Linked DNA regions of Homo sapiens: all the other regions are linked to region 3. The links are chromatin contacts, found by Hi-C or POLR2A ChIA-PET in ENCODE. All regions are on one chromosome and are shown on one strand. The core of a region is the stretch at or near the end of the contact, and the rest is flanking DNA. Distances in the headings are between cores, read along the strand shown. Region 1 holds the start of HIPK3 (homeodomain interacting protein kinase 3). Region 2 holds the start of FANCF (FA complementation group F). Region 3 holds the start of METTL15 (methyltransferase 15, mitochondrial 12S rRNA N4-cytidine). Region 4 holds the start of CSTF3 (cleavage stimulation factor subunit 3). Region 5 holds the start of LINC02718 (long intergenic non-protein coding RNA 2718). Region 6 holds the start of PRMT3 (protein arginine methyltransferase 3).

Region 1 (4,075 bases), core at 664-3,163, 5.1 Mb before region 3:
TTAAAATGTCTTAGTTGGGTAAGCAGTAACCACCGTTACGGCTCAAGACTTTTCATCAAAAATTTGATCAGAAAGGAAACCTCTTTAAAAATTTTAAAGAGCCCAGCAACTAAAACTTTGAAATTAACTGAGATGGTTTGAATGAATATAAGTACTCCCACTTCAGAAGCTACAGCTAAAAGCAAATACCTAAAATAGCAAAAAGGGAAAAAGTGTCAGCAGATCTCCAAACTACTAGAAAGTACGCAAAAGCACACGCAGACTGGTTTGCCAGCTAACTTTTCCGGCCCTGTACCAGACAGACATCAAAACAAAGTTTACAATAGAGCCAACCATGCGCTTTCCCTCTAAACTGGACGATAAACTGAAATTTTTTGCTGTTGCTAATAGAAGCCCCTTATTATAATTAGAAGCAGCCAACTGACAGGTGGAAAAACAAATTCCCTAACAGGGCAGTAAGAGGTTGTGAAAACACGGTTCAAGGCCTGAACGTGTTACGACTACTCTGTAACAAGTCCAAGGTAATTTACGCACACACTCTTCAGCGCAATTCCTCAAGCAGAGATGAGACGGGAACAACAGGATTCCCCGAGAGCCACATACCATTTTACAACAGCCGTCTCCCTCCCGACAGAGAAACAGACATTTTCATCCAAAGTCTTTCCGCCAGTTCTCCCAGTGCGGCGAAGGGAAGCGGGCGGCAGCCACCGTAACGAGAGAAGCCGGCAACAGCCCCGCCGCGCGGCCGCCACGCCTTCCTCCCGCCGCCGCTGGGGACGCGGAGCCGCGGATCACATTTCTCCTCCCCAACAATCACACACACGCACGCACGTCCCCAGAGTTGACACCCTGCAAACCCGCTGCTCCGCGACGCTGGGGACGGGGCCACAAAGCCCGGGACGCGGCCATCGGCTGGGGTGCTCAAGCTGCGTGCCTGCGCGTTTGTTTGTTCCCCTTAATGAAAGGAAAGGGATCTCCGTAGTTACGGCCTAGGACTGCGGAGGGGGAAGAGAGGCTCCCCGTGGGACTAAACAAAACTTCGGTTGCTGGGAAGAGCCGTTGCGCAACCTTGGCAGGGGGAGGGGGGGCCGAGGCCCCCGGGCCCCGGCCAGGCGCGGCTTCCCGGAGGCTACGGCCCCCGCGTCCGGCGGCCCAGGGCCTGGCGTGGCGCCGGCTTCGAGGGAGCGGCTCATACCGGGCCACACTGCAGGGGCTAGGGCGGAAACTGGGAGCACGAGAGCGCTGGGGATGCGGATGGGGCACGGGACGCGCAATGAGTGCGGGCTGCGCCGGAGGTGTCGGGCCAGGCCCGGGTCAGGCTTGGGGTCCGCTGGCCGCGGAGCCCGCAGACGGAGCCGATCCCCCCACCCCGGGGTGGCGGCGCCCCTCGCTCGACTCCCTTACCTTCCTAGAGGCCCGCGCTCTCTCCTCTTCGGGCGGCCGCAGCCCTGAGCATGTCCGGGGTGGGGCGCAGGGCCGTGCCGGGGACCGGGAGCCAGGCGCTTCAGCAGGCGGCACCACCCAGCCCGGGCTCAGCCCCTCTCCGCGGCCGCTGCCATCTTGTCCTGGCGGCTGAGAGGAAACGGCGAAACACCCTCCCCCGACCGCTGCTGCTGCTGCTGCTGCTCTGGCTGCTAAGCGCCGGGCCCGTCTCCCTCATCTTCCTTCCCGGGGATTTGGGGTGGGGACGGCTTGGCTAGGGCGAGGGGTAGTGGGAGGCCGGTCGGCCTCCGGCTACTGGGGCCTACGGGCGACGCAGGGTGCGGGGCCCACGGCGATTGGGGCCCATTCCTGACGCCCCGGCCGGGAGCGGAGAAGGAAGACTGGCGGGAGTGGTGGCGACGGCGGGGCCTGCGGCTTGATCTCCTCAGGTCGCCGCGATGCCGGCAGTCGTCACTGAGGCAGCTGCCACCAGCCGCCCCAGCCTCGGGCCCCTCCTCCGCGCTCGTCGGCCTCGGCCACCGCCTCCGCAGCGCCACCGCCCGCCCGGCAGCGCTGCGCGCCCAGCCCGGGCGGCTCCGCTCCGCTCCGGCCGCGGCGCCTCCGTGAAGCCCCTCCCCGGGGTCCGCCCGCCAGTCCGCAGCCGCGCCCTTGTTGCCCGGAGCCCGCCTGCCAGCCCGTGCGGCCCCAACCCGGAGTCCCGCAAGCCAAGCCTCCCGCGAAAGAAGCATCCGTCAGCCCGGCTCTGCTGTTCTGAACCTCACTCCATGCCCCCTCCGCCAGAAATACACATTTTTAAAAAAGATCCCAATACCCGAAGAAAGGATGAAGATGCGGAAGCAGGATTTTACAGGCCTTTCGAGATCCCGGAACCGTAATTAAGGATCTGTTTCTCGGCATTTGGTCGTTAAAGGTCCCAAAATAAGTAAAGGGGAAATGCTCAAATGAACGACCTCAATCTAAACTAGGTTCTACCCGCTCCCCTATCCCAAAGAGTGAAGAGAATTGTAAAGCCAGGTTCAAGGACGGGGGAAGGGTCCTCTTGGAAATTTTAAGAGCATCTCTACTGTCCAAAACCCCATAATTGTGAAGTTCGCCCACCTCCACATTGGTAATTCTCCGTTAAATTAGTCGGTTTAACTCCCAAAGACTAGTTTCTTTCCTCCTGGAGATTAGGAAATCAACAGAATGGCCTGTTTCAGCTTACATAATCGTGGAACCATAGAATTTTAGGAATGAAAGAAGCTTTGCGATCCTTGGTCCCAACTCTTACACTCAGGAGTTCCAAGAAGTTTAGGTGACATGACCAAGGTTATACAGTAAAGCCCATGTCTCCCACCCCATCTTTCCTCCTTTTCCCTAGGAAACAAATGGCTTTCTAATACCTCACATTCAGAGTTGATTTTCTTTTATACCCGTTTCCTCAGGTTCCCTTTGTTCTGAATCAATGTCTAACCTTTTGGGAAACAAACACCTTTCTGGAATGGAAGTGTCCTTTCTTTGTTTCCTTCATAATCTTCACTAGCAAGATTGAATTTACCAGAGATGTATTTATTCCCAGAAATTTTCTATTGCAGTAACTGGGGCAGGGCAAAGGGAGTGGCAAATTGCTGCATACATAATACACATTTAATCCCTGCTGCTCTTCAAACCGGAAGATGAGTATTTTGGATAATGCCTTTAAGAGACAAAGGAGGCCGGGCGCGGTGGCTCGCACATGTAATCCCAGCACTTTGGGAGGCTGAGGCGGGTGGATCACCTGTGGTCAGGAGTTCAAGACCAGCCTGGCCAACATAGTGAAACCTGGTCTCTACTAAAAATGCAAAAATTAGCTGGGCGTGGTGGCGGGCGCCTGTAATCCCAGCTACTCGAGAGCTGAGGTAAGAGAATCGCTTGAATCGCTTGAGCCACTGCACTCCAACCTGGGCGACAGGGAGAGACTCTGTCTCAAAAAATAAAATAAAAGAGAAAGGATAGTATGCCCTGAGGCCACTGGAAATAACACTTTCGAATGACAGTTGTTTTCAGGTTAGAGAGGATAACCAGCTGAAAAGGCTTCCAATATAGAAGAACAAAACAATGGCTGCCTTTCAGAGAGATAGCCTATGAACCATTCCTTTTCACTTAGTATTTCGTTACTTTTTATTTTTCTTAAGAACAATAGTCAAAAGAATCAAAGAGGATAAAATCATTTACTCAACGGAGAAAGCTACAATAGTAGAAAAATCTGTCAGGAGGAACAGAGAAACTATTCCACTAGAACTTCAAATTTCAGAATTTTTGCAGACATTTAAGGAGGCCATCTCTAATGGAAGGCTTCCATTCCCTGTATTTGCTACATCCATGAAGAGATGGAAATGAGAGACAAGGATTTATTTTCCTTTCTATCTCCTGCATGTTGCTACTCACTACACTATATATTCCAGGAGGGGATTCATTCATCTTTTTTTTTTTTTAGATGAAGTCTCGCTCTATTGCCAGGGTTCAAGCAATTCTCCTGCTTCAGCCTCCCGAATAGCTGAGACTACAGGCATGCCCCACCATACCCAGCTAATTTTTGTACTTTTAGCAGAGACGGGGTTTTACCATGTTGGCCAGGATGGTCTCGATCCCTTGACCTCGTGCTCTGTCCACC
Region 2 (3,678 bases), core at 976-3,475, 5.5 Mb after region 3:
AATCAAGATTTAAACAGATAAGTAGAAAGGTATGAAGCTAAAGTTAATCTGCATAATTCTTGCCATACACTGTCATCCCCATTCTGAATCAAAGCTTTTTTGGATTTTTTCCACCTCCTTAAATAGGCCTGGTTCTTTCAACTCAGATACCTGCAAAAAAAATTAAGGATTCCTGTAGCCTTGAAGGCTCCTCTGAACACTCAGCTTTGAACTTTCAACTGAAAAGTTGGTTTCTTTTCCTTTTTTTTTCCATTTTCCTTTTTTTTTTTTTTTGAGATGGAGTCTTGCTGTGTCACCCAGGCAGGAGTGCAGTGGCCCGATCTCAGCTCACTGTAACCTTCACCTCCCGGGTTCAAGCTATTCTCCTGCCTTAACCTCCCGATTAGCTAGGATCACAGGTGTGCACCGCCATGCCCAGCTAATTTTTTTGTTTGTTTGTTTAGTAGAGACAGAGTTTTGCCATATTGGCCAGGCTGGTCTGGAACTCCTGACCCCAGGTAATCCACCCGCCTGGCCTCAGCCCCACAAAGTGCTGGGATTACAGGCATAAGCCACTGCCTCCGGCCTGAAAAGTCAGTAATTAAAGAGACCTTCCTATCCCCTAAGACTTGGTGACCCCACTCAATTTCATCCTACTATCACATTTGAGGTTATTCATTTAATGTCTCTCTTAAATGGTACAAGATGAACTTCTCCACTCATGCTAGGACTGCATTTATTTTACTACTAAATCTGTAGCACCTCATACTATGTATCATAATAGGTGTTAAATATAAGAATAAATAAATGAATTAGTGATGCCTGTACATTTGCTAAAGGCAGGCTGCACACTTGGTTCTAAGTTTGTAGTAGCCAAGAAAAAGAATTTTAAGATTCATAGTATCCTTAGGATAAAATAAAATAACGATTTCAGGACCAAGTAAGAGTTTGAGATAACTAATAAAAATCAAATAATAGCCGGGCGCGGTGGCACACGCCTCTAATCCCAGCACTTTGGGAGGCCGAGGCGGGAGGATCACTTGAGGTCAGAAGTTCGAGACCAGCCTGACCAATAAGGTGAAATCCCATCTCTACTAAAAATACAAAAATTGGCCGCGCCTGGGCGACAGAATGAGACTCCGTTTCAAAATAAATAAATAAATGCATAAATCTGAATTAACAGCATGCACATCACTGCTTTACTTTCTAAAAGGTGTAGGAATGCTTATTTTAATAAATGAAAAATGACTCTTCCCCTCTTTTAAATTTGTTTCTCTTCCCCTTTTTGTTAAAGTACAAAACAAAACACCTTCCCCCACTTTTCGAATAGTTTTGGCTGTGTCTTTAGGACTGGAAGGAAATTCAGCTCAAATGAATTACTATATTATGAACTTAAGTAAGAATTGTTGTGCATTTTGTACAGAATGCAACTCCTAGGAGTTGACAAATGTTTGTTAAGTGCATCAGTGAGCGACATAGGACCTTCTCCTCCCTACTCTCTTGTCACGGTTTTTATTTAATCAAACATTTATTATTGTTCGATGCTCTTAAATGCCATTTCCTTCAGCTGATTATTTGTATGACAGAAGAGTCAATTAAGCTATTTTGTCCTAAAAATTACGAAAACGAAATGTACAATTGTGAAGTAAAATTTTGTTCCTTTGCAAATTTTAATAAATTATTGAAGTTTATTTTTTGTTTCAAATAATCTGGGCTTCAGTTCTAATAATGGAAGGACAATGTGAAGGCCCAGAATTCAGCATAGCGCCTGGCATTAATAGGAGGTCAGTACATTTTTAGTACATGTTTCTCAAATAGATCTTAAAATTTCATTTAAGAGCGTTTCCTCACGTCACAGTATGTCTCTGGCGTTACTTAATTTTGAAAAACCTCAACACAGATTCTAGTTTTAGGCAAAGCTCAGAAAATTTCTACTTAAGGATATTTCCAAAGCGAAAGGAAGCGCGGAGACGTTCATGACTGGCATCATCTCGCACGTGGTTCCGGAAATTCTCGGTAGGATGCCCTACATCTGCTCTCCCTCCACTAAGAAGAACCTCTTTGTGTGGCGAAAGTAAAAGTATTAGGGCTTTTAAGTTGCCCAGAGTCAAGGAACACGGATAAAGACGCTGGGAGATTGACATGCATTTCGACCAATAGCATTGCAGAGAGGCGTATCATTTCGCGGATGTTCCAATCAGTACGCAGAGAGTCGCCGTCTCCAAGGTGAAAGCGGAAGTAGGGCCTTCGCGCACCTCATGGAATCCCTTCTGCAGCACCTGGATCGCTTTTCCGAGCTTCTGGCGGTCTCAAGCACTACCTACGTCAGCACCTGGGACCCCGCCACCGTGCGCCGGGCCTTGCAGTGGGCGCGCTACCTGCGCCACATCCATCGGCGCTTTGGTCGGCATGGCCCCATTCGCACGGCTCTGGAGCGGCGGCTGCACAACCAGTGGAGGCAAGAGGGCGGCTTTGGGCGGGGTCCAGTTCCGGGATTAGCGAACTTCCAGGCCCTCGGTCACTGTGACGTCCTGCTCTCTCTGCGCCTGCTGGAGAACCGGGCCCTCGGGGATGCAGCTCGTTACCACCTGGTGCAGCAACTCTTTCCCGGCCCGGGCGTCCGGGACGCCGATGAGGAGACACTCCAAGAGAGCCTGGCCCGCCTTGCCCGCCGGCGGTCTGCGGTGCACATGCTGCGCTTCAATGGCTATAGAGAGAACCCAAATCTCCAGGAGGACTCTCTGATGAAGACCCAGGCGGAGCTGCTGCTGGAGCGTCTGCAGGAGGTGGGGAAGGCCGAAGCGGAGCGTCCCGCCAGGTTTCTCAGCAGCCTGTGGGAGCGCTTGCCTCAGAACAACTTCCTGAAGGTGATAGCGGTGGCGCTGTTGCAGCCGCCTTTGTCTCGTCGGCCCCAAGAAGAGTTGGAACCCGGCATCCACAAATCACCTGGAGAGGGGAGCCAAGTGCTAGTCCACTGGCTTCTGGGGAATTCGGAAGTCTTTGCTGCCTTTTGTCGCGCCCTCCCAGCCGGGCTTTTGACTTTAGTGACTAGCCGCCACCCAGCGCTGTCTCCTGTCTATCTGGGTCTGCTAACAGACTGGGGTCAACGTTTGCACTATGACCTTCAGAAAGGCATTTGGGTTGGAACTGAGTCCCAAGATGTGCCCTGGGAGGAGTTGCACAATAGGTTTCAAAGCCTCTGTCAGGCCCCTCCACCTCTGAAAGATAAAGTTCTAACTGCCCTGGAGACCTGTAAAGCGCAGGATGGAGATTTTGAAGTACCTGGTCTTAGCATCTGGACAGACCTCTTATTAGCTCTTCGTAGTGGTGCATTTAGGAAAAGACAAGTTTTGGGTCTCAGCGCAGGCCTCAGTTCTGTATAGGCAATGCTGTGTTATTACTTGAATATAGAATATATAGTTTACAAAATGAAAATTACAATGTTCTCACCAAATATATGCCTTCGTGTGTCCAAAGTATAATTATTTTAGATGCTAATTTTGAATAGTTTATTAAACAGTTATAAATATGCAAAGTAGCTGGCATGTAGTGTCACGGATTTTCTGGATAGAGGAAGTGATTGGAAGTACTCCACTTAAAGCCATGGAATTAGCAATAGTTTGCTTTTTAATAGAAGGCCCATTTGTAAGAATGTTGAAAATATGTGTACCGTTTAAAGAAAAAGCAGCTTTAAAGTGA
Region 3 (3,761 bases), core at 210-2,709:
TATGGACCTCATCATCTGAACACTGTTAAATGGCAAGTGTAACACTGAATTTGAAATCTAAAGTACTTGGATTAGGTGTGAAAACATCTGTGGCACTGATAAACCTTATACAATGTGGGTGTCAAAAAAGACAAACTTTAAAACACTTCTATTCTTCACCAATGATCCATGCAATTTTACAAGCAACTGGCAAAATATGCATATTTTCAGACTGGATTAAGATATTCTCTTAATGTCACTTAATCCAGAAAGTATTTCAGAGACAAATGACTCAATTCTGAATTGCCTTGCCTGTATAGTTCAAGACAAAATTTTGTGTTAGGAATTTTCTGAAAACTTCAGTTTTCTCTCAGAAAAATGAAAATAATATTACCTACGTCTCATGGGCTGTTTTGAGAATTAACTGAGAGACCATATGTAAAGGGACTAATAAAATACCTGGGAAGTCAAAACGTAAAGTACTATACAATGAGTTCTTACTGGAAATAAAGACATCTCGATTTTATTACCAAGACCAGCAGCACACAAATAACCATTTCATTAGCTAAGATACACGTAATACAGCCAAAAATAAGTAGTAGCTTTATTGATCCTCTGTCTAGTGATCAGAAACAATAATATAACATGCATCACATACAGTACACAATACTCCCGATTTTCCTCAACAGGAAATAAATGTCCATAATACAGAGGTTTCCATATATTGTTGCATTTATAATACTCTGCATGGGTATGAGTCATCCTATTTATAAAGTGATATTGAATCCACAAAATATAAGCTCCAAGAGGGAAGAGTTTGATTCCATTGCATACTATTGTGTCTAAAATCTAAATAATTGCTAAATGGATACAATAACAGTAATATATAGAACAATGAAATTCAGATACTGTTATTAAAAACACCCTGCCAAATAAAGTTATTTTAGCAAACGTATTTCCGATTTGTTCCAGGTATTTTCTCTCTTTTTAAAGTGTCTATGCTGAAATAATATCTATAACCTGGGACTTAAAAAAAATCACTTCACCTAATAATAAACCAAGCCAAAATCTTTAAATTTATTTTGTTATGCCATCATTAGACAGAGAATGTAAAAAGTAACCAAACAGAAAATAGTTTCACGGTCAGTACTAATGGGAGTAGGCCTGGAAGTCCTGAGAAATGAAGCCTGAGGCCTCAACCCAAAAGATCTCCAATTAATTCAGGTGAAGAGACCCCACATTTTGGCCCATATTAATGTGTCTGGAAGAAACAGGTCCCTACAACTTCTTGGAGGCCTCACTACTCAGAGAAAAGAAAATAAACACCCAGAACCCATTAATCCACACCCAAACTCCACCTCTCCCCCTAGCAGAGGGCATAGGCCAACCCCTGCCCGCAGCAGTCTCACTCACACCCTTAACTCTGGGACCGGGCCCTGCACCCGCCGGTCTACAGGAGGCCTGGTGATCTCAAGTGGCTGCCTCCCACCAGCAGCTCCGGCCTAGCCCCGCCCACTTTGGCCACCGCCTCCGGAAACGGCCGCGCGCGTTGCCACGGTGACGAGCAAGCAAAGAGCTTCCCCTGCGCAGCCAGGCTGAGCTTCTTGGCGCCAAGCTGCCGCGAGCCGTGACAGCGTCCGACGTGATGACATCACGCGAGCGGCAGCCAATGAAACGAAGCGCTGAGGAAAGTGGCTTGGGTTTGAATATTGTGGTTGAGTCTGAAGCGCTGGGAGGCGGACATTAAAGTGAAGTGGTTGCGGTAACCTGGCCTGGGCCTGAAGTGAGTGAGAGGCACATGAAGGTAAAACTGGACTCTGGGACGCTCCTTTTGGTGACTTGTATTATTGGGAACGGAGGGTCCTGCCGCTTCAGGTCTAGAAGACCAGGTGGGCTTCTTGACAAACACAGAAGCGTTGAGGGGTGGGGGATCAGGGTACCTGGGGAGAAAGTGAAAGGAAAAAGGGATTCGAGAACCTGCTAAGAGCACAGCTCTGCTTGACCGTAATCCTCGACTGCTCAGCTGGAAGGGCAGGGATCTCCTTAAGTCCTGAGAGGAAGTCTTAAGTTTTAAAGGGCATCTTGGCCCCTTTCCCAGACTGGCAGAGAACTTTAACTGCCCAGCACCTTGTAGTGTCAGCTTTTTTCCGGACTCCAAATTGGGAGTGTTTTGTTTCAGACTCACATATAAGCGTACCCAGGGGCTTACCTATCAAACGAGGAGCTTTTGTTCATCACTGCATAAAATTTTTGTCTGAAGAGCTTTAACTGTTAGTCTTGCACTGGTCAATCGGGAACCCCTCCTGAGCCCCAGTTGTAGGTAGCATCGAGATAAAAGCCGCTCTGACTGCCTAACGGGATTGCCGAGGATCAGATGAGGTACGGAAGAGATACTGTTTGGCAAATGCTCTGCAGATGAAATTAAACTGTAAACATTTAGAATCAGTCCTATAGTCTGTTCTTGGTTTCCGCAGGACTTTTTTTTTTTTTTAGGAGCTCATTAGTCACTCAGTTACAGAGAAGCCAAGACTGACTGCTGTTTATTATATGAGAAGAGAGTATTTGACCAGAATGAACTGATTTTGTGGTATAATATATAGTTTAGATTATGGATAATTAGGTAGAAATTTAGGCACTCTACAGATTTTAATTTTTAGTGTCATTCCACCACGTCTAGCCTCCTGTTTCGTTTTTGTAAGGTTTTTATAAACTTTGATGCTAGAGAATGTGATATCCAATGACTAGATAGTGCTTCTTATTAAGTTCATAGTTTGTAAGAACTATTTCAATAAACAAAGATTATCTACAAAGCACAATCACAAAGAAAAAAACTTAAAAGATTATCTGCCTTTAATAGTAGTAATTAATCTCCTTTTCTATTATTTATTCATTTATTTGAGACAGAGTCTCGCTCTGTGGTCCAAGCTGGAGTGCAGTGACGTGATCGCTGCTCACTGCAACCTCCACCTCCCAGGTTCAAGCAATTCTCGTGCCTCAGCCTCCCGAGTAGCTGGGATTACAGGCGTTTGCCACCACACTCGGCTAATTTTTGTATCTTTGGTAGAGACGGGGATTCACTGTGTTGGCCAGGCTGGTCTCGAACTCCTGACCTCAAGCCATCTGCCCGCCTCGGCCTCCTAAAGTGCAGGAATTACAGGTGTGAGGCAGGGCACCCAGCCCTTCCTCTTCTACTATTGAAAAGTATTTACAAATACATAATATTTTTATATTGAAAGTGCATCTTGTCCCATCATAGAAATACCCCAAATCAATTAAGAGACACGATAAAAATGATTTTTTTTTTTTTTTTTTTTTTGCTGACAACTGTGAAAACTAAGAGGAAAAAAAATAGCTCAGCTGTCAGTGCCGGCCTTCCCTCCAGTTGAACCTTTTATTCTTCCCTGATGGTTGTAAGTTGGTGGGAGTAGTGCCCCCAAGACTGATATTCCAAAAAGAGCTTTAAGATGGACTGTAGATGATAGTGTTGAGTATCGTTTTCAGTCCTATACAGTGTTTGTTGAATCTGAATCTAATTCAGGTTTGAGTTTGTATTTAATATATCATAACTGTCACTCTACTTCTGTATCATTGTTTGGAAGCATTCTCTTCTGATTCCAGTAGAACCTAGCTGTTAATAACATGGACTTTAGATTTGTACCCGTTAAGGAGTTTGTGTTTTATTCTTCTGGTGAGAAGTCATTGGAGACTTTAGAGCAGGTGAATGCCATGTGATGCATCACATGATCTGAATGCTTTTGATGAACGTATCAGTGAATACAATC
Region 4 (3,674 bases), core at 808-3,307, 5.1 Mb before region 3:
AAAAAGAAAAAATACAAAAATTAGCCGGGCGTGGTGGCGCACGCCTGTAATCCCAGCTACTCAGGAGGCTGAGGCAGGAGAATCGCTTGAACCTGGGAGGTGTAGGGTGCAGTGAGCCGAGATCGCACCACTGCACTCCGGCCTGGGCGACAGAGCAAGACTCTGCCTCAAGAGAAAAAAAAAAAAAAACCTAAATGTTCCAAAACTCAAAACGCTCCAAAATCTAACTTTTTAAGCACTGACATGACTCTCAAAGGAAATGCTCATTGGAGTATTTCAGATTTTGGATTTTCAGATTAGGATGCTAAAGTGGTAAGTATATATACGTAAAACACTTTCATATTCTGCTTTTCTTCATTTAATACGGTGGTTGCCTTTCTGTCAGTCATCGTACATTAGCATCAGTTTGCTGTGTGATATTCCATTGCAGAGATAAATCTTGTGATATTTTTAACCAGTCCTCCATTGCTGGATGGTGCAATGAACATCTGTTAATACATATCTTTTGCTCATGTGTCTGATTATTTTAAGGGTAAGATTTCAGCCTGTGGAAAGGGAGTAAGTGTAAGTTTGAGCAGAGGAAAGGAGACCTAAAAGAATAAGGCGAGTCTGGGAACAGTTCACTAGGTTATTTTAGGGCATTGGACCCCCGTAGGCGAGAAATGCTTGCAGACATCTAACGATGACGCTTAAATGGAAGAGCAGTTTGAGAAGATTTAGTATCATTTAATTTTTTATTTTTTATTTTTTTTGAGACGGAGTCTCGCTCTGTAGTCCAGGCTGGAATCTCGGCTCACTGCAACCTCCGCCTCGCGGGTTCAAGCGATTCTCCTGCTTAAGCTTCCCGAGTAACTGGGACTACAGGCGCAAACCACCACGCCCGGCTACTTTTTTTGTATTTTTGGTAGAGACGAGATTTCACCAAGTTGGCCAGGTTGGTCCTGAATTCCTGACTTTATTTATTTATTTTCTGAGACGGAGTCTCGCTCTGCCGCCCAGGCTGGAGTGCAGTGGCGCGATCTCGGCTCACTGCAAGCTCCGCCTCCCAGGTTCACGCCAGTCTCCTGCCTCAGCATCCGGAGTAGCTGGGACTACAGGCGCCCGCCACCACGCCCGGCTAATTTTTTTTTGTGTGTGTGTGTATTTTTAGTAGAGACGGGGTTTTACCGTATTAGCCAGGATGGTCTCATCTCCTGACCTTGTGATCCGCCCGCCTCAGCCTCCCAAAGTGCTGCGATTACAGGCGTGAGCCACCGCACCTGGCCTAGAACTCCTGACTTTAAATGATCCATCCGTTTTGGCCTCCCAAACTGCTGGGATTACAGGCGTGGGCCACCGCGCCCAGTCAATCTCATTTAATCTTAATGCCAGGTACTGTTCTAACACTTTTCTATGTATAATTTATTTCACTTGCAGGTACTATTATTATTCCCATCTATAGGCCAGAAAGCTGAGGTACGAAGTTTAATTACCAGAGTTACTTATCTTCGTTAAAATCCAAGCAGTCTGGGCTACAAACAATTATACCTACTTTGCAGTCAAGGAACCAAGCTGAGATGTTGAGCTGAAAACCCAGGTCTCAGACTTCAAAGCTTTCTACACAAGAGTCGACGGTGGCAGTAAAAATTAATGGGGGCTTGATCTATCCCTCCCACCCCCAAGAAAAGTAAAAAGCAGGAGCTGGGACCAGAGAAAACCTCCACGGAGTCCTTATCCCCTAAATATAAGAGGCATTTAACGTTTAGCATTGCTGACCTGCAATCAGGCTTCAACTGTGAGTAGCCAGGCTCTAAAGCTTGATAACTGAATTCCAAAAAGCGCGCGAGCCTCCAGGCGAAACAGCTTCCCGCCTTCCAGCCGGTTGGAGCCGGCTCAGCAACAGCCTCTCCAAGCCAGGGTAGTGACGTCAGCCCAGGAATTGGGCCCGCCCCGGGATCTCGCTGCTTTCTGCACGCTCGGAATAACCAGAGTCGCGAAATTAGCCCCGCCCACTGCCCCGGAAGTTAATGCGGAAGCCACACACCTCCTCCTCGGCCGGCAGGGGCGCAGCCATTTTAATTCATATTTGAGTGGGCGGTGGCGATTGGTGTTGGCGGTCTGGCTCAGCTGGGCAGGGGGTAACTTTACTGATTTGGGGGTGGTTTTTAGTTTAATTTTTCTTTTCTAGCTTCCCATCGACGGTCAGTGCGCACGTTGTAATCAGCTGAGGCCATGTCAGGAGACGGAGCCACGGAGCAGGTGAGGAAGGAGAGTGGTGGGGCCTCGTGGCGACCTCTTCTCCACGTCTGTTCCTCCGACTGCTCCAGACATGTTCGGCTGAGGAAGGAATTGGGTCTAGTGAACCCGGGGGACAGGGTATATAGAAGAGTGGTGGGAATGGGGAGCAAGATCTAAGATTTAATTTTTTTTTTTTTACTTCTCTCTCTTAGGCATGAATACGAGTAAATACTTGATTTAGACAATAGCGGTAGGCTGCTTCGTCCTATTTAGATTCATGGGACTACTCCAGATGGGATGCTTTCCTTTGATATCGTTTTGGTATTAGAGTGGATAGGAATTATTTTAACGTGCACCCGACGTTTTAGAAAAACTTGACAGTGTTTCTTTTACCCCGCCAAATATACTGTACCCAGAAATAGGTTACTAGTTTGAGAAATATTTGAGACAAAGCTAATCTGGAGAATTAAGACTTAATGAGAGCGAGTGAAGAAAGAAGCAAGTTATGCTGAGGTTTTGGGAATTTTGTGGCTTTCTTTCGTTTTCTTTTCTTTTAGCCACATTTCGTTTTCATTTTTCCAGCTACATAAACATTGCAGGTATAAGTTGAAAATGAGAAGTCTGTTTTGGCCACTGTAAATAAAAGCATCTGTTTTAATAGTAAATATGAGTGACAACTAAATATTTTAAAATTCACACTTTTAGGTTAGATCAGTGTGATTTGTTTCTTTTGCTCTTTGTATTCAGAATTTTGTAGGATAGTATTTACCTTTTAGTGTGAAAGAGGAAGCTAAATAGTTATGAAAAATGCCATTAAATGTGTTTTTCGATCTAAGTCCTGGTGTGTTTAGATAAATACAGTTTCTAAAATGGAGGCTAGGTAGCCTGCAGTCTCAATTTCCTGAAATTTCCCATTGCCATAGCAACGACATGCACTTAGGTTTTCGTTTTTCAGGTTCCCTAGCTTATAACGTGGAAGATGTTATTGGAGGTTGGCAGAGATGAGGCAAAATAGGAGCGTTCTATTGCATAGTCTGTAAGACTGTAGATTTCATTATGTCGGCAGTTTGATTAAATTGTTTTGTGTTTGCCCGAGGACTGGTTTCAGTCCAGAAATCTTCGCACTATTTACATTTTACATAGTGTTAGCATGCCCAAGCATGCAAAGTCTTAAAATTACTGTATCAAAACTGTTTACCCCTTTTCTGATCTAGTATTTGTTATCTGAAAGTGAAGGACTAATGAACTGAGGTTTCATTGAAAGTTTTCGAAATTCATTGTTAATTCTTAGAATTTATCTAAAATTACAAAGACACGGAAATGTTACCATGACCTCTTGAATGTTTTAGAACTGTGGTGTTTCAGTGGGACAGATGGTGGTGAAAATTTATAGAAAAATAATTTCTCCCAAAGGTTTTATTGTGCAAAGTTTAGAACATAGAGAAAAGTTGAAAGAA
Region 5 (3,571 bases), core at 123-2,622, 5.3 Mb after region 3:
TAAATTATACATCTATAAAAAATTAACCAGCAAGTATATCAAAAAGCCGACAATGGTTTCTGAGACGCTGTCACTATACATCCTACCTTTTTGTAATGTTTGAAAATTTTTACATAAGCAGAAATAACTAATAGAATGCAAAAATAAAATAAAATAAAATAAAAGCATTTGTGTGGAGACGAGATCAGTAACTTTAGTATCACCTGTGGGTTTACTGGAAATGAATCTCAGGTCCCACCTTATACTTACTAAATCAGCAAGTAAATTTTAACTAGTTGCCCAGCTGATTCTCATACTTATTAAAATTTGAGGAGAATCATTAAAACATTTCTCAGTAGATGAAACTTTATTATTTCTCTCGGAAGGATAAATGACTTCTAAATACCAGAAACTAGTGGAAATGTCAACTAATGCCACATTTATGACGCTAGATTCATCGTCATAATAATGGATTTTATATTCTGCCCTCTGTTCTGGAATAGCACTGTCACTAAGAAGGGAGAAAAGGGTGCTGATGTTTACTTGGAATTTTGGCTTTAATTTCTAGGACACCAGAGTCCCATCTCATAAAAAAAGGTAGCATGAACTACCCAGAGCTGTACCACTCATTCATTTATAAATGGTAAGGCAAGGTTAGCAGGAAGAGCTTTGGAACCGTAGCGAAGCTTTTCCATCCCTTCCCTGCATTGCTACCCACAGCAGGTGTTTCCTGGAACCTAGGCTTTGGCCACAAGCCCAGCGGTCGCGGGGCGGGGGTAGGCGGAGCTGTGGGTGAGGAAGGGGCAATGCCTTAAGGGGGCGCAGCTGAGCTGTGGGACTGGTTGGTGTCGCGAGAAGAGGGGGGCGTTGCCGCAGAGAGGCGAGGCGGGGCAGAGCTGCGGGGTGGGGGCGGGGCGTTGCCGCTGGGGCGGAGCCGAGCCAGTGGAGGGCGGTGGGGGCGGGGCAAGCGCGGAGGACCAGGGACCGGCTCCGGACCGCGCAGTTAGCGCCGCCTGGCCTGGGCCGGACCCGGTCAGGGTTCTCAAGCTGTCGTCCCTATGGGGCTGTGTTTTCCTTGTCCCGGGGAGTCCGCGCCTCCCACGCCGGACCTGGTGAGTAGAGCAGGTCCCTGCGTCCGCCGGGCCGCGCCTTGAGCACCTGTCCTCGGGTTGCGGGGCGGGCCGAGCCATTGTACCTGGTGGCGCAGGTCGAGAGCCCGCTGGGGGACCCTGCTAGCGAGGACGGGTGGACGCGTCAGGAGGGTCGTTGGGTCCTGTCAGAGCGACCTAGGCCGTCGCCTCCGTGTAGATCTCCACTTTTGTAACAAAAAGTTGTCGAAAGGCGGCTGTGGCGTCTTTCTACCTTCCACTGACTTTAGCTGCGCCGGATCTTCATAGGGCGCCGGCGCACGCAGAGGGCGTTACGCGTGGGACATTCCGGGGGATGTGGTAGATGGAATTCGGCGCGAAAAGACATTGCTTTCTCCGGGAGCTCTTTAGTCGTCTAGGAGATGTGCGTTTTCAACTGTGTCTACCATCTTTTAAAAGAAGGTGCTCGGAAAGTCGCTTATACGCCTGAGCTTTATCGGATATGTTTTTTTAATGATTTCTTTTTAGTATTTATCTCATTCTTTTACGTTCTCCCTTTAAAAGAATATGTAGTACAGAGTGTCCAATTTATAATGTCGTATTTAATAAAAATACTGGACACCCAGTTACATTCGAATTTCAGATATACAAGGAATACGTTTATAATATCGTTTTGTGCCATGCAATATTAGGGATCTAGTTCTACAAAAACATTACTCATTGCTTATCTGAAATTCAAATGTAGCTAGTGGGTGTGTGGTACAATACATGTACACTTTTTGTAGCTTTCTGTTAACAGTATCTTTACATTAGTACTCCTTACAGGGAGTTAACATAAACCTGTTTCTCTTCTCTAGCTAAAAATTAGTTGAAGAAAATGAAGTATTTTTGGGAAGTACATTAACTCTTCAGCTACTATAGATACTAAAAATTTAGTACTTATAAATTTGATGTGGGAAAGTTCAGCTTCTCTTTGTTGCTGCTGTTGTTTTAAATTAAGTTGATTTTGTTGTTCTGGCTGTCGATAAAATATAACATGTCAGATTTGTTAAGCCCTCCCCCCCATCCTCATACTATACCCTCTTCCCTTGATAACCACACGGCTCACTGCTTGGATGTCACTTTACCAGTGAAGCTTTTGCTGACCACGTTAAACAAAATATATTCCCCACAATACCACCCACCCATTCTCCCATTACTTATCTGCCATGCCATCTGACAGACGTTTACTTACTTCATTATATTTGTCTGTGCGCCCGCAATTGGAATTTGTTTCATTTGGGAGGAGACATTTATCTATGTTTTTACACTGTTGTATCCCAGCACCTAGAAAAAGGGCTTTATAATAAGTAGTACATGGTCTAGAAAAATAGCATTCACTGTTTTCTGATATGGAACAATACCTCTCATGAAATTACTCCAGTCCTTCCCTCCTACACACTGAGATTAGCCCACTTCATTTATTAACCTTTCCTAAAAACACCAGGTTACTTCAGACTCCATTTTAACCGGCAGTAACAAACCATGTATTTTCCTTTTTGTATTTGTAAACATTATTTGTTTTGTTATTGCCCTGACTAGCTTGTAGGCCTTTTTATTAAAAAAGAGAGTAAATAAATGATTATATAGGTAAACCTTGTATCTGTTTTAGCATGTGCTGATTTGAAGGCATATTGATTAGGAGAATGAAATTCAAAAAGTTGAGTAGTGGCATTCTTTGTGGGACATTTAGGGCCAGTACCGAATATTTTTGTAAATTGTTATAGTGCCTATGAAATAAATGTGAATAATTTATTAATAATAATGTTTGTTATTTTAATACATATTTTTACACATTTATTTAGGAAGAGAAAAGAGCAAAGCTTGCAGAGGCTGCAGAGAGAAGACAAAAAGAGGTAAGATTAAAGATCAAGTTTTGCCTACTTAGATAATTGAGTTTGGACTTTATTCTTCATAGATGTCCATAGCTAGATTTTCTAACGCAAATGGCCTTTGATATCCCAAAAATTTACATTTAAATGTAATTATTTTCAAAATGATTTCCTTATTTATATGAATTGCATTAATATATTTATATTAATATATGAAAACTATCATATCTTCTCTAAATTCAGATACTCTTTTAGTAACATCCTTCCTTTTAAAATGGCTGTGCATTGTAAAATACTTACAGATGTGAAGCAAGTTTAGGGGAAAATTTGTATAGTTACAAAATACCCAGTGAAGAAATGATGTTTTATGTAAGGCTGTTGTAGAAACACTCCTTCTATGTTACCAAAAATAAACCAACTCCCTACCCCCAAAGAAAAACCTAGAAAGCAAAGATAGACAAAAAAATGTTTTGCACACTGGACAGATTTTTGTTGTCTTTCTGTTTTTCTTATCAAATTTCTTCAAGGCTGCATCTCGGGGAATTTTAGATGTTCAATCTGTGCAAGAAAAGAGAAAGAAAAAGGAAAAAATAGAAAAACAAATTGCTACATCCGGGCCCCCACCAGAAGGTG
Region 6 (4,024 bases), core at 1,384-3,883, 7.7 Mb after region 3:
TGAAAAGCTAATATAAGCTTAAATACAGTGAATCTTGTCTAGAAGAGTGACTTATTCATCTTTTCTCAAGGACCGCTTGTCAAAAAAACTCCATTTCCACAAGATGTTGCTGTGTGATTCGCCATATTAAACTCGTACAGAAAAGGGTCTGAAAAACTATAAAATCTGAACTTATATTTCACAGATTTTTTTTTTTTTTGAGAAGAGTCTCACTCTGTTGCCCAGGCTGGAGTGCAGTGATACCATCTCAGCTCACTGCCACCTCTGCCTCCCAGGTTTAAGCAATTCACCTGCCTCAGTCTTCTGAGCAGCTGCTATTACAGGTGTGCGTCACCACACCCAGATAACTTTTGTATTTTAGTACAGGTGGGGTTTCAGCATGTTGGCCAGGCTGGTCTTGAACTCCCGACCTAAAGTGATCCACCCACCTCAGCCTCCCAAAGTGCTGGGATTACAGGTGTGAGCTGCCATGCCTGCCCAAATTTCACAAATTAAATTGCCTTTATTCTAAAAACTACTCACCATGTTTATGAACCATGCTGTCAATATTAAACTGATGCTCAGACTTACAGTGTGAAAATGTTTCTTCAGCAGATGTGAATAACCTGAAAAATCAAGCAATAGCTTCATGGAATAGTCCCCTAAGAAGTCTAAATACTGATTTCATGTTACATATACACTTTTTTTTTTTTTTTAACTCTGCTGGTTTCTAGTTTTACTTCCAATTAAGAAAAAACAAACACACTTGTATCTGAAAGGAAGGGAATCCAGCACTTTTAAAGGGAATTAGTACTTCTGAGTCCCATTTTATACCTAAAACCAATTATCCTTTAAATGTCAAAGTGAATTTATTTGTCAAATAATATCACTGATTTTATCAAAAGGCTTTTAAGAGAGTTCCCTTTGATAGAGTCTGTTTCTCTCAAGTCATACAATTTCTCTACTTGAGATTCTTTTCTCCTCTAAGTGTCAACTCTGCTTTCAGAGGCTTTGAACTGGCACAGCTCAAACTGCTTTTAGAAATAAAGCATAAAATGTAATTTTACAGCTGGCATACTCCCCAAGTGCCTTATTTCAAAAGTGATCTTGTAGTATTCCCAACGTACTTGCATCACAGACACTGTGAGGATCAATCCTCTTTATTATGTGACATGCAAATCTGAAGGCTACTTAAAGACAGGAATACACAGCAGAGAAGCTGTATACCTTATCTATATTCCTAACACATGTGGAGCATTAGTTTTCCACAAATGTTTACCGAGATAGGTTATGTCGACTATTTATGGAGGCTATCACAGCCACGGTACCACTGGTGCTCAATAAATATTTTATGACAACTAGAATATATACAGGCATTCTATCTACCCAATGGGGCTACAGATGAGAACACTAACGCACCACCACTCAGCACCATGCCCAGATACAGGGAACACTGGAAAATGTATTAAAGTAACACCGGCCAATGCCAACCGGGCCTCTTTCATGCCTACTTGCCTAGGACAGGAGCCAAAGCTTCCCAAGACTAACAGGCAGAATTTTAAGTGGCAAGAATGTGAGTTTGGAAATAAGCACACCACAGCTTTGTGACCTTGAGCAAATTATTGATACTACAGTCTTTTTCCTTAAGTGAAAAGTCCTACTTAAGTAAGGTGAACTTCCTTCTTAGACTATGGAAACCGCTCAAATAAAAAAGAAATGTTTCACCTGAGAAGCTCTGTACTGGTCAAAGAATTAGCATGGTAAAGCCGGAAGGCTCCGTAGGGATTATCTAGTTCAGGGTGGCTGCCAAATATGTTACTCGTTAGTAGTAACTCGTTAGTAACTTCACTGTTACTTCCGATCTTGTCCTCATAAAAACAGAATATTCTTAGACCCCATCCCTGACTTGGAAGGATTCAGGTGCAGAGTTCAGTATCATTTTGTTTTCAGCGTCTCAAGTGACAAGATTTGGGAACCACAGATTCAATGCACTACCAGTCAAAAGCTTGCAGTACAACCGGCCTTCCAGTTCACGGTTCCCCCTCTCTACTACCGAGGGTCCTCCTTCTCCACAAGCCCTCACCCCAGACCAGTGGTTCCAGAATTCAAAGACAGGCCACTCTGGCTTGCCTCCCGCCCGAAGGCGTTCCTGGGCACACAGACCCCACGCGCCCGGGCACCCTAGGGCAGAGGCCAGGCGCTGAGGCGGACGAACCTGTTACAGAACAGGCAGGGGGTCTGCTGCTTGCCGTGGGGGAGATCTGCATCGTCCTCATCCTCCCAGGCGGCCTCGTCCCCGCTGTCCGACAGTTCTGGCAGGTCCTCCTCATTCTCCACAGCGCCCCGGCCGCCTAACACACACACACAACAATCAGATCGGCCTCGGACACCGGTGCGGCCCGGGGGCTCGAGGAGCAGGTGACGATGGGCTCTCCTCCGCCCCGTTCGCCCGCGGCCCTCACTCAGCACCTCCTTCATGATCCCTGCGAGCCCCCCACCCTGCCCGGGCCCGTGTCCCGGAGGGTCTTCCACCGGCCCCACAGCGGCGCGGCCTGGGGCTGGACGAGCCGGGTGCTGAGGGGCCAGGGTACCCACCGGTAGCGCCTGACGCTAACGAGCACATGGCTGTGGTGCCCCGAGAGCCCGGCGTGTCTGGGGGCGGGGACCGGGTTGGGCAACGAGCGCGCGCAGCGGCCGCCGACTCCAGGAACGAGCGCGAGCACAAGCGCGAACCCGCGGCGGGACCCGGGCTCCGGAAACTTCGCAGACCGCCGGGAACGCCGAAGCGCGCGCGCTGGCTCGCAATCGCTTCCGGCCTCGAGGCGCCGTGCGGGTCACGTGAGGTGGGGGCGGGGCGAGAGCGGGGGCTCCGCCTCCTCCTGCCGCAGGGTTGGCGCAGTGCGCGCTGAAGAGGCGCGCTGATGACGGTTAATGTTGCAGCCCGGAAGATGACTTTTGTCTCCTCCTTGGGTTGCGGCAGGCGTTAGTGGGAGGTCGCGGCCCGCTGCTGTGAGCCCCAAGGCAGAGAGACGTCGCTGCGGTTTTGGGGTTGGCATCCTGTCCTCTGTGCGCCCCTTTTTCCTGGGATGAGCGGTTAGCGGAGGGGCGATCGGCCCATGACGCCCTCTGGTGGCGGAGGAGGCCAAACGCTGGAGGCTCGGCTGGTTTCTGGGCTCCCAGGTCCTGGAGGGGGTGCAGCTGGCGAGAGGGAACGAACTGCATGGGCCAGGGTGGGTCTACTGCAGGGACAGATAGGTGTCAAACCCCCCAAGACGGATTTTAATCTTTGGTTAAGTGAGAACGTGAACTCTAGAGGCAGCCTGCTGGGTTTGAATCCTACCCACGTCACTTTGTAACTGTGATCTTGGGCAAGTTACTCGACCTCTCTCTGCCTCAGTTTCATCAAATACAAAACAAGGATAATAACTGCACTTGGGCAGGGCACGGTGGCTCACGTCTATAGTACCAGCACTTTGGGAGGCTGAGGCGGGCGGATCACCTGAGGTCAGGAGTTGGAGACCAGCCTGGCCAACATGGTGAAACCCTGTCCCTACTAAAAATACAAAAATTAACCAGGTGTGGTGGCACGCGCCTGCAATCCCAGCTACTTGGGAGGCTGAGGCAGGAGAATTGCTTGAGCCCGGGAGGCGGAGCTTGTGGTGAGCCGAGATTGTGCCACCGTACTCCAGCCTGGGCAACAGAGCAAGACTCCATCTTAAAAAAAAAAAAACAAAAAACAAAAAACCTGGACTAACTTCAGAACTACAGTAAGGATAAAACGAGTTAATACATGTAAAGTGCTCAGACATAACTATTTAAGCCAGGGAGTGATGCTCTCAGATGTGTTGAGAAAGTAACAATCTGGCTGCTGTGTGGGGAAGAACACAAATGTTCCCCTGCCTGCCTCATGCCACGTCCCTTTCTTCCTTTCCTTATATCTCTTCAAACCATAGAACTTTTTTTTGTTTGATTTTTGAGACGGAGTTTCGCTCTTGTTGCCCAGGCTGGAGTGCAATGGCACGATCTCAGGCTCACCGCAACCTCC

What was found. Hi-C counts contacts between places; a loop is a spot of excess contacts on that map. ChIA-PET counts read pairs that join two places held with the same protein, here RNA polymerase II (POLR2A). Pooled maps may share reads with other maps.
Region 1: a map of CD8-positive, alpha-beta T cell shows a loop between it and region 3 (21-fold over the local background). The contact joins the promoter of HIPK3 here to the promoter of METTL15 in region 3. A Hi-C loop is called at or near these places in 3 of 168 maps with a recorded cell type or tissue (B cell, CD8-positive, alpha-beta T cell and naive thymus-derived CD4-positive, alpha-beta T cell) and 11 of 50 pooled maps.
Region 2: a loop to region 3 is called in a map of B cell, with 9 times the contacts of the local background. The contact joins the promoter of FANCF here to the promoter of METTL15 in region 3. A Hi-C loop is called at or near these places in 6 of 168 maps with a recorded cell type or tissue (B cell, CD4-positive, alpha-beta T cell, CD4-positive, alpha-beta memory T cell and 3 more), 2 of 37 single-sample maps with no recorded cell type and 10 of 50 pooled maps.
Region 4: a loop to region 3 is called in a map of CD8-positive, alpha-beta T cell, with 14 times the contacts of the local background. The contact joins the promoter of CSTF3 here to the promoter of METTL15 in region 3. A Hi-C loop is called at or near these places in 2 of 168 maps with a recorded cell type or tissue (CD8-positive, alpha-beta T cell and naive thymus-derived CD4-positive, alpha-beta T cell) and 6 of 50 pooled maps.
Region 5: a loop to region 3 is called in a map of B cell, with 36 times the contacts of the local background. The contact joins the promoter of LINC02718 here to the promoter of METTL15 in region 3. A Hi-C loop is called at or near these places in 5 of 168 maps with a recorded cell type or tissue (B cell, CD4-positive, alpha-beta T cell, CD4-positive, alpha-beta memory T cell and 1 more), 2 of 37 single-sample maps with no recorded cell type and 10 of 50 pooled maps. POLR2A ChIA-PET finds 5 or more read pairs at or near these places in 1 of 52 experiments (WTC11).
Region 6: a map of B cell shows a loop between it and region 3 (18-fold over the local background). The contact joins the promoter of PRMT3 here to the promoter of METTL15 in region 3. A Hi-C loop is called at or near these places in 5 of 168 maps with a recorded cell type or tissue (B cell, CD4-positive, alpha-beta memory T cell, CD8-positive, alpha-beta T cell and 2 more), 1 of 37 single-sample maps with no recorded cell type and 10 of 50 pooled maps. POLR2A ChIA-PET finds 5 or more read pairs at or near these places in 2 of 52 experiments (T-cell and activated T-cell).

The regions. Positions count from the first base shown.
Region 1 is chr11:33,255,219-33,259,293 of GRCh38, reverse strand. HIPK3 (homeodomain interacting protein kinase 3) reads right to left here and starts at 1,913. Exons shown (of 17, transcript NM_005734.5): 1 at 1,405-1,913. RefSeq lists enhancers at 439-528, 569-618 and silencers at 959-1,158, 1,229-1,568, 1,829-2,158.
Region 2 is chr11:22,624,370-22,628,047 of GRCh38, reverse strand. FANCF (FA complementation group F) reads left to right here and starts at 2,225. Exons shown (of 1, transcript NM_022725.4): 1 at 2,225-3,678. The coding sequence starts at 2,238. The coding sequence ends at 3,362. It also overlaps a transcript of GAS2 not described here. RefSeq lists enhancers at 2,246-2,435, 1,762-2,661, 2,526-2,735, 3,116-3,165, 3,176-3,335.
Region 3 is chr11:28,106,086-28,109,846 of GRCh38, reverse strand. METTL15 (methyltransferase 15, mitochondrial 12S rRNA N4-cytidine) reads right to left here and starts at 1,459. Exons shown (of 7, transcript NM_001113528.2): 1 at 1,395-1,459. It overlaps KIF18A (kinesin family member 18A), which reads left to right and starts at 1,691. Exons shown (of 17, transcript NM_031217.4): 1 at 1,691-1,783. RefSeq lists enhancers at 1,164-1,243, 1,430-1,953, 2,154-2,413, 1,954-2,478.
Region 4 is chr11:33,159,863-33,163,536 of GRCh38, reverse strand. CSTF3 (cleavage stimulation factor subunit 3) reads left to right here and starts at 2,057. Exons shown (of 21, transcript NM_001326.3): 1 at 2,057-2,238. The coding sequence starts at 2,212. It overlaps CSTF3-DT (CSTF3 divergent transcript), which reads right to left and starts at 1,880. Exons shown (of 4, transcript NR_034027.1): 1 at 1,756-1,880. RefSeq lists enhancers at 1,673-2,092, 2,828-3,674.
Region 5 is chr11:22,827,215-22,830,785 of GRCh38, reverse strand. It overlaps LINC02718 (long intergenic non-protein coding RNA 2718), which reads right to left and starts at 1,372. Exons shown (of 11, transcript NR_187210.1): 1 at 1,175-1,372. It overlaps SVIP (small VCP interacting protein), which reads left to right and starts at 985. Exons shown (of 4, transcript NM_148893.3): 1 at 985-1,091; 2 at 2,912-2,962; 3 at 3,466-3,571. The coding sequence starts at 1,038. RefSeq lists a silencer at 861-930 and an enhancer at 1,081-1,390.
Region 6 is chr11:20,386,325-20,390,348 of GRCh38, reverse strand. It overlaps PRMT3 (protein arginine methyltransferase 3), which reads right to left and starts at 2,633. Exons shown (of 16, transcript NM_005788.4): 1 at 2,575-2,633; 2 at 2,195-2,330; 3 at 523-605. The coding sequence starts at 2,602. RefSeq lists enhancers at 1,763-1,812, 1,668-2,274, 2,275-2,882, 2,756-2,925 and a silencer at 2,363-2,922.